2 separate regions of the Homo sapiens genome follow, and region 1 is linked to region 2. A link is an interaction called in ENCODE POLR2A ChIA-PET data of the cell type or tissue named here. Cell type or tissue: Panc1. All regions are shown on one strand. Links, peaks and the distances in the headings refer to the core of each region. The heading gives the core; the rest is flanking DNA.

Region 1 (4,389 bases), core at 244-4,243, 100 kb before region 2:
CGAAAGGGATGGGCATTCCCTCATCGGTGAAGATGTGTGCTTCCACACCAGTCTCTTTTACTAAGTCTTTTTTTTTTTTTCTTTTTTTTGAGACAGAGTCTTACTGTGTTGCCCAGGCTGGAGTGCAGTGGCATGATCTTGGCTCACTGCAACCTCTGCCTCCTGGGTTCAAGCAATTCTCGTGCCTCAGCCTCCCAAGTAGCTGGGATTACAGGCGTGTGCCACCACGCCTGGCTAATTTTGTATTTTTAGTAGAGACAGTTTTTCACCATGTTGGCCAGGCTGGTCTCAAACTCCTGACCTCAGGTGATCCGCCCGCCTTGGCCTCCCAAAGTGCTGGGATTACAGGCGTGAACCACCGTGCCTGGCACATTTCCTAACTCTTGACCAGTAAACCAGAGTGATCCCACTGACGTGTCCTCTGTTTCAGACCATTCCCTGTGCTCAGGGATGCTTGGCTCAGAGCACAGAGCCATCCTGCCTGTGGATGGAAAAGGCAGCTACTCTGTGGGTGGCGTGGGGGCGGGGAGAGACAATGATGAAAGAAGCAGGACCCCTGGTGACTATACCTGCCCAGGAGGGGACTATACGGGAAGCCCCGATTCTGGGGAGAGCCCAGAGGAACTCAGCTCAGCCCAGAGCCCAGAGTGGATTCCAGGCAAACTTTCTGGTACCTAGAACCAGGGAGGCCAGGGAGGGAGGCATCTGGGACCCCCCATCACCACCCAGCAGCCCAGAGTCCCTTCCCTAATCCCCTCTCAGCTCCAGTTCCTGGCAGGGGCTGCTGCGAGATTCCCCGTGCAACCCTGACACGGGGCTGTAGCTAAAACATTGGTCTGGCAGTTTTCCCTCTTTAAGTTGAAGTGTGATGTTGGCAGGCAGCAAGCTGTGGTGGCAGGCTGCCAGGGGGAGCATGTGTTGGAAATCCTTGTTCCATGTTGCAGCAATCTGGGGCTCCCCCACCCGCAAACTGCTCCAGAGCCAGCCAGCCCTGGGGACCAGAGCCTCACGCTGATGGGGAGCAGCCACCGAGATGAGGAGCCTGATGAGGCAGAGGGACTCAGAGGACCAGGAAGAGGGAGAGAAGCGTGAGTAGAGATCATCAGAACTGAGATGGAGCCACAGAGAGACATGGAAATAGAACAGCCAGAGACAGAGACCCAGAGAGACACACACAGAAAGAGAGAAACCGAGAGACCCACGGTCAGAGACATCCAATGAAGACTGAATTTAAGGAAGATAAGGGCCGAGCACAGTGGCTCACGCCTGTAATCCAAGCATTTTGGGAGGCTGAGGCGGGTGGATCGCTTAAGGTCAGGATTCGAGACCAGCCTGGTGAAACCCCGTCTCTACTAAAAATACAAAACTTAGCTGGGCATGGTGGCACACGCCTGCAATCCCAGATACTCAGGAGGCTGAGGCAGAAGAATCACTTGAACTCGGGAAGCGGAGGTTGCAGTGAGCCGAGATCGCACCACTGCACTCCAGCCTGGGTGACAAGTGCAAGACACTGTCTCAAATAAATAAATAAAATAAGGAAGATAAGAAGCACAGAAGAGTGAGCAAAAGGGACAGAATGGGCATACAGTTCTGTCTCCAAATCTCCTGTTGTCAGAAAAATACATATATATTCAAATAAATGTATACTATCTATAACAGTTGTAGAAAACAAGAAAGAGAATCCTCAGTGGACCGTAACTTTGGAGTTCCTGAAAGATGGAAAGTAGATAGGCTTGGATTGACAGAGGGACTCACAGTGTCTCTGCCACAGGAGGAGAGATCCACTGTGCAAGTCAGGGCTGGCTCCAGGAGTGCTCCAAGCTCAGTCAACAGAACCCAGGAATACTCAGACCAGCGAGACAGCCTGGGGCGGTCATGAGAGTTAGCAGTTGAGGGGTTTAGAGCAGCCAAGCTGGCCAGCCCCTCACTGCCCAACTGCCCCCAGCACCCCCACCCCACCCATCACTCATGCTGAACACCCAGCAGCAGTGGAGTTTGCCCACAAGCCAGAGGTGTGCGAGGGAATATTTAGGTCTCAGAGTCAGAACATGCCCTAAAGCAGCCACCCCGAATCTTTTTGACACCAGGGACCGGTTTCATGGAAGACAGCTTTTCCACGGAGCGGGTCGGGGGACGGAATGGTTTTGGGGTGAAACTGTTCCACCTCAGATTATCAGGCATTAGATTCTCATAAGGAGCATGCAACCTACATCCTTGCATGCTCAGTTCACAATAGGGTTTGTGCTCTTATGGGAATCTAATGCCACCGCTGACCTAACAGGAGGTGGAGCTCAGGTGGTAATGCTTGCTCGCCCGCCACTCACCTCCCGCTGTGCGGGCCAGGTAGGACAGGCCACAAACCAGTACGGGTCCCTTGGCCTGGGGGTTGGGGACCACTGCCCTAGAGTATCTAGTCGCACCCTAGGAAATGGGAAAAACGTCAACTTCCGTGACAGACCACTAGTAGCATGCCTTCATGGTGAGTATCAGAGGAAAACCCTTGTGGTCAACACCGTCCTTCAGAGGCAGGCAGATCAGAATTCCCAAAGCAAAGGTGAGCAGAAAACCAAGAATGCCCAAGTATTTGAGCAAAGTCGACCCCGGAAGAGAGCATCAGACTTAACAAAGAGAAGACCTGAGACCCGAGGGAAAAGACTTCAAGAGCAAACACAAACCAAAGAAGACCTTTTTTTTTTTTTTTGAGACGGAGTCTCGCTCTGTTGCCCAGGCTGGAGTGCAGTGGCGCGATCTCGGCTCACTACAAGCTCCGCCTCCCGGGTTCATGCCATTCTCCTGCCTCAGCCTCCCGAGTAGCTGGGACTACAGGCACCTGCCACCACACCTGGCTAATTTTTTTTGTATTTTTAGTAGAGACGGGGTTTCCCCATGTTAGCCAGGATGGTCTCGATCTCCTGACCTCGTGATCCGCCCGCCTCAGCCTCCCAAAGTGCTGGGATTACAGGCGTGGGCCACCGCGCCCCGCGAAGACCTTAAAGTGTGCAGTTACTATCCCGAGGGAGATGGGAGAAGATAACATATTCATGAATTGAGGACAGGCTGTTACTAAAATAAATCACTAAAAGATCTTGGAAATTTAAAATAATTGTTCAAATTTAAAACTCAGTAGGATGGCTGAATAGTAGCATAAATACAGCTAAAGAGAAAATTGGAATCAATTTAAAGATATGCAGCCCCTATGCCTCTTCTAGGTGTTTGCTTAGAGAAGCTCTTATGTGTATACGGAAATATGTATAAAAGTGTTCACTGCAGAACTGTTTGAAATAGCAAAAAATTGGAAGCAACCTATCATTCAACAGAGAACGGATAAATAAATCATGTTTTGATGCCATTACAGAATCCTATACAACAGGTAAAATGAATTACCTAGAGCAACATGTATCCACAGGGATACATTTTTAAAATATGATGCCTAGTGGAGGAAAATAGGCAATTGCAGAATGACAGATTTTACTTTTTTTTTTTTTTTGGAGACAGAGTCTTGCTCTGTTTTCTGTTGCCCAGGCTGGAGTGCAGTGGCATGCTTTTGGCTCACTGCAACCTCTGCCTCCTGAGTTCAAGCAATTCTCCTGCCTCAGCCTTCTGAGTAGCTGGGACTACAGGCACATGCCACCACACCCGGCTGACTTTTGTATTTTTAATAGAGATGGGGTTTCACCATGTTGGCCAGCCTGGTCTCGAACTCCTGACCTCAGGTGATCTGTCTGCCTTGGGCTCCCAAAATGCTGGGATCACAGGCGTGAGCCACCATGCCCAGCCCACTATATACCTTTTTTGATGCAGTCAGTATAACTTGGATGATTATACTTCAATTAAATTTACATTAAAAAACATATATGGAGCCAGGAGCAGTGATGCACCTCTAGTCCCAGCTACTCAGGAGGCTGAGGCAGGAGGATCACTTAAGGCCAGAAATTCAAAACCAGCCTGGCAACATAGCAAGACCTGTCTCAAAACAAAAGCAAAGGTCGGGCGTGGTGGCTCACGCCTGTAATCCCAGCCCTTTGGTAGGCCAAGGCGGGTGGATCACCTGAGGTCAGGAGTTTGAGACCAGCCTGGCCAATGTGTCGAAACCCCATCTCTACTAAAATACAAAAATTAGCTGGGCGCGATGATGTGCTCCTGTAATCTCAGCTACTTGGGAGGCTGAAGTGGGAGAATTGCTTGAACCTGGGAGGTGGAGGTTGCAGTGAAGATTGTACCACTGCACTCCAGCCTGGGTGATAAAGCAAGATTGCATCTCAAAAACAAAAACAAAAGCATATATGGAGAGTGCATACCCAAAATATATAAAGAATCTTTACAATGTGGTAAGACAAAGATGGGCAAAAGATTTGAACAGAAATTTCACAAAAGAAGATACATGAATGA
Region 2 (4,389 bases), core at 94-4,093:
TGTTTGGTTGGGGTGGAGCTCTTTAGAAGTCCAGAGACCTTGTCCTTTTTTTTTTTTTAGACGGAGTATCGCTCTGTCACCCAGGCTGGAGTGCAGTGGTGCAATCTCAGCTCACTGCAACCTCTGCCTCCTGGGTTCAAGTGAATCTCCTGCCTCAGCCTTCCAAGTAGCTGGTATTACAGGCCTATGCCACCACACCAGGCTAATTTTTGCACTTTTAGTAGAGACGGGGTTTCACCATGTTGCCCAGGCTGGTCTCAAACTCCTGACCTTGGCCTCCCAAAGTGCTGGCATTACAGGCGTGAGCCACCGCACCTGGCCTCATATCTTATCCATTCTTTAGTGTCTCAGTGACTGTAAACCCCCAGCACTGGGAATTCAGGATGTCCCTGGTCCAGACTCCATTACAGCGCTGGCTCTGCAGTAATAATGACTATGAATAATGACTGCCATAATCTAGGCCTTCACTACGTGCCTGACCCTGGGGCTTACTCTGACTAATAGAATGCACTGGAAGTGACATTTTGTGATTCCCATGCTAAATCTTAAGAGATCTGCAGCTTCCACCTTCACTTCTTGAAATGCCCCTCCTTGGAATCCCGCCACCATGCTGTGAGGAAGCTCAGGCAGCCATGTGGAGAGGTCCATGTGGAAGAAAACAGAGGTCCCTGGCCTATAGCTCAGGTAAAGATTCCAGGTGCATCAACTGTCAGCTCTGTAAGGGAGGCGATTTTGGATAGCCCACGCCTCCCAGGACCTCAGCTTACACTACTTGGAGCAGGATTATTACCTGGCCAACCCATAGTATAATGAGAAATAGAAAATAGCTGTTTTTTTAAAGCATAAATTTGGGGGCTGGTTGTTATGCAGCAATAGGTATCCAAAACATCCCATTTTAATGATGTGGAAACAGAGGCTCAGAGTGATAAATAACACGCCCAGCGTCATAGCTAGGATTTATGGAATCTGGATTCAATTCAAAGTCTGCCTAACTTCTTTTCCTTTTCCTTTGTTTTTGCTACTGGCAGGATCAACCAGGTAAGGCCTACCTAACTTCAAGACCTGGGGTTGGCTGGGCAAGGTGGCTCATGCCTGTAATCCCAGCACTTCGAGAGGCCAAGGTGGGAGAATTGCTTGAGCCTAGGAGTTTGAGACCAGCCTGGGCAATATAGTGAGACCCCTGTCTCTACCCCACCAAAAAAAAAAATCTGAAAATTAGCCGAACTTGGTGGTGCACACGTGTAGTCCCAGTTACTTGGGAGGCTGAGGTGGGAGGATTGCTTGAGCCCGGAGGCAGAGGTTGCAGTGAGCCAAGATTGTGGCACTGCACTCCATCCTGGGAGACAGAGCAAGACCCTGTCTCAATAAAAATTAAAAAATAAAATTTTTAAAAACCTACTGTCTTCTGAGAGCAAGATATTGCCTCTACTGTTTAGTCTTTGGAACAGCCTAGGGCTGGATGACACAACACCCATTTCAGAGAAGAAACAGACCCAGGGAGAAAGAAGAAAGATCCGATTCTATGCATGGGGTCCCGAAGCTTGTCCTCCACCCCAATAGCTGCACCCCTACCTGAATGCATATGTGACATGCAGCTGTCTGTCTATGTCTCTCTAGGTGTCTGTGTATCTGTGAGCATGTGGTGTATGTGTGCGCTGTCATGGTGGTGTGTATTGATATGTACCTGTGGTGCGATTGTGTGCGGGGGAGGGGGGAGCCTGTATAGCATGTGGCACGTGTTCATCTGTGTTTTCGTGCGTGTGCGAGAGGGTGTGGTATATATGGAGGCCCGTCTGTGTGAGTGGTGTGGGTGTGTGAGCATGTGTGCGTGGAATGTGTGTGAGATGGGTGGCGTATGGCGCAGTGTGTGTTCCAGAAGAGGAGACCCAGTGCCTGGTCTTGGTCCTGTTTTCCCTCCTCAAGCATCCCAGCATCTTGCTGACACTGATCTGGGTCTGGGAACATCTTTCCTGAATAAACATGATGTCATTTCCATTCCATTCAGCCTGCGCCGGGACAGCTGCTGTCAGCATCACTGAGGGAAATGCCACCTCGGCCCTGACAGCTGCCACTTGGCACACTTTGTAGAGAGCTTCTCCGGGAAGGAAAAAACCAGCCAGTCATGCAGATGCTATTTAAAGTATGTTGCATCTTGATGAGAAATGTAGAGGAAGCTAGAGTGTGCTGGGGGTGGGGAGAGTAGCTCAGGACCCTGGGCTGGGTGTAGGGAAGGCTCGGGTGACCAAGATACAGGCTCCATGTATCTCAAGCTAAATCTCTTCCTACCTTCCATTTTACAGATGAGGAAACTGAGGCCAAGACAGGGGCAGGGGCTGGCCCAAGATCACAGAGCAAGTCAGAATTGCAGAATATGAGAGCAGGACATCATGATCAAAATCTTCAAATCTAACACCCATATTGTACCAATGGAGAAACTTCGGCCCAGAAAGGAGAAGCAATTTGCCCACGTCCATGCAGAAAATCAGTGGCAGAGCTGGGATCTGAGCCCAGGTTTGAGGCATGGGTATTTGATCTTTGGCTTGAACACACTGACAACCTCTGTCTTGCATACAGTAGGAGCGAAACAAATATTTGTTAAATGACTCACATTGTTTTGGATAACTTAGAAGTGCACTGAATTGTTCCATCCTTTTCCCTTCCTTTCAGATCCAGGAGCACCATGTGCCTGCCCTATACAGCTGCTCTGGGGGCTTCCCCCATGCTGGAATTGGTTTCTACTCCACCAGGAAGTATGTAAGTTGCTTCTGGTCAGAGAAGGGGACTTCTCACTCTTTCAAGTTGGCGCCTTGAGAGTTCAGCAAACCTAGGCCCAAGTTTGACCCCTGCTCTCTAGCTGATCTCTCTACCCTGTCCAAACTCCAAACAGTGTCATTTAAGGCTGTTCATCATTCTGCCTCTTTATACCTTTTCTTGCTCGTCCCCCATCTTGTTCCATTAACCGCTGATCCTGTAATGTCTCATTCTCCCTGAGTAAGCTATATTCTTTCATACCTCCATATACTTTTGCATGTGCTTTTGCCTAGAAGGACATTTCTCTGCCTGTCAAACTCCTATTCATCCTTCAAGACCCCACTCTGATATCAGTCCCTCTCAGAAACAGAGTCACTAATCTGGGGCTCACAGGCTCTCTTGGACATCCCTTGATCTAGTAAGTTAAAATTAATGATATGATTCTCTTTACAAGTTCAAGAGCTCACTAGTGGCAGGAACAGAGGCTGAGCAATGTCTGTTTTCCCAGCATCCAACTCAGAACCTGAAACAGAACAGGTTCTGAAGGAATGTTTAGTGAATGAATGCCCTGCACGGTGACTCACTAATGGGCCCTGGCCCAGAAGGCCAGGCTGTCCCCAGAGAAGCAAAAGGAAAGAATGACACCAGCATGGCATTGAGTTCCAGGCCTAATTAGAAGCCAACCTCTAGTAATTCATAAAATTCAGCCAAGTTTGTCTTCAAGATCTTACCTCCATCCTTTCTGGGCCACCTCACCTTCCCACTATCACACCCAGTCCTGCTGCCTCTCTGATGCATAAATCACCCACCAGGCTCTCTCTCTCTCTCGGGGGCCCAAGGCTTCAAAATAACTTATTTCTCCCTTAACCTCCAGAGAAATTCTTTTACTCTAATTGAGACCAATTGTCTTGGATGTTGGAAAAGCAACCTGATTAAACATGTTCATAATGACACATGAAGGACTTGTATGCCATCCAACTTTCTTAGAGATGTTGGCAAAAAAGGAAGGAGGAGGGAAGGAAGGAGTTGGGAAATATTGTTAACAATGAGATTTAACAATAAAGCAGAATTGGAAGTAAACTCAGACAAGAAGCACTTTCCTAATGTTTACAAAAGCTTTGAGGCTGGGTGCGGTGGCTCACGCCTGTAACCCCAGTGCTTTGGGAGGCTGAGGTGGGCAGATCACTTGAGGTCATGGGTTCGAGACCAGCCTGGCCAACATGGTGAAACCCTGTCTGTACTAAAAATACAAAAATTCATCGGGTGTGGTGGTGAGCACTGTAATCCCAGCTGCTTGGGAGGCTGAGGGAGGAGAATCACTTGAACCCAGCAGGCAGAGGTTGCAGTGAGCTGTGATCACCCCATTGCACTCCAGCCGGGGCAACAGAGGGAGACTCTGTCTCAAAAAAAAAAAAAAAAAAAAGCTTTGAATGGCCCAAAATATGCATAATGGATTCCCTGTGGTTCCGTTACTCTCTGTCATTCTGTCTGACTTCTTTAGCATATTCCTGCTATTTGATAATCACTCTGATAGAAACCAGCTTTGTGGATATGTAAAATTCAGATGCTTATGTTTAACTTATTAAAAACATACATCGTATTTATTTTACTTTTGATGTATTGAAAGCATAGCATAGG

What was found. ChIA-PET counts read pairs that join two places held together with the same protein. Peaks named below come from ENCODE experiments on the same cell type or tissue, not always from the same donor. Only the 100,000 strongest peaks of a DNase experiment are listed, where the experiment ranks them.
Region 1: POLR2A ChIA-PET joins it to region 2 with 5 read pairs; 2 of 35 experiments call an interaction of 5 or more read pairs at or near these places.

Annotation. Positions count from the first base shown.
Region 1 is chr9:124,177,311-124,181,699 of GRCh38, reverse strand. No RefSeq gene overlaps it. Among named protein-coding and RNA genes, the nearest start is that of NEK6, 78 kb to the left of the region's middle. In Panc1, for the core only: no CTCF peak of the experiment used is centred there; no DNase peak of the experiment used is centred there.
Region 2 is chr9:124,077,062-124,081,450 of GRCh38, reverse strand. The region is part of intron 2 of LOC107987037 (a long non-coding RNA gene); the gene reads right to left. Among named protein-coding and RNA genes, the nearest start is that of LHX2, 67 kb to the right of the region's middle. RefSeq lists enhancers at 2,467-2,761, 1,768-2,967 and a silencer at 2,467-2,761. In Panc1, for the core only: no CTCF peak of the experiment used is centred there; DNase peaks (open chromatin) are centred at 2,120 and 2,580; H3K27ac peaks cover 856 bases.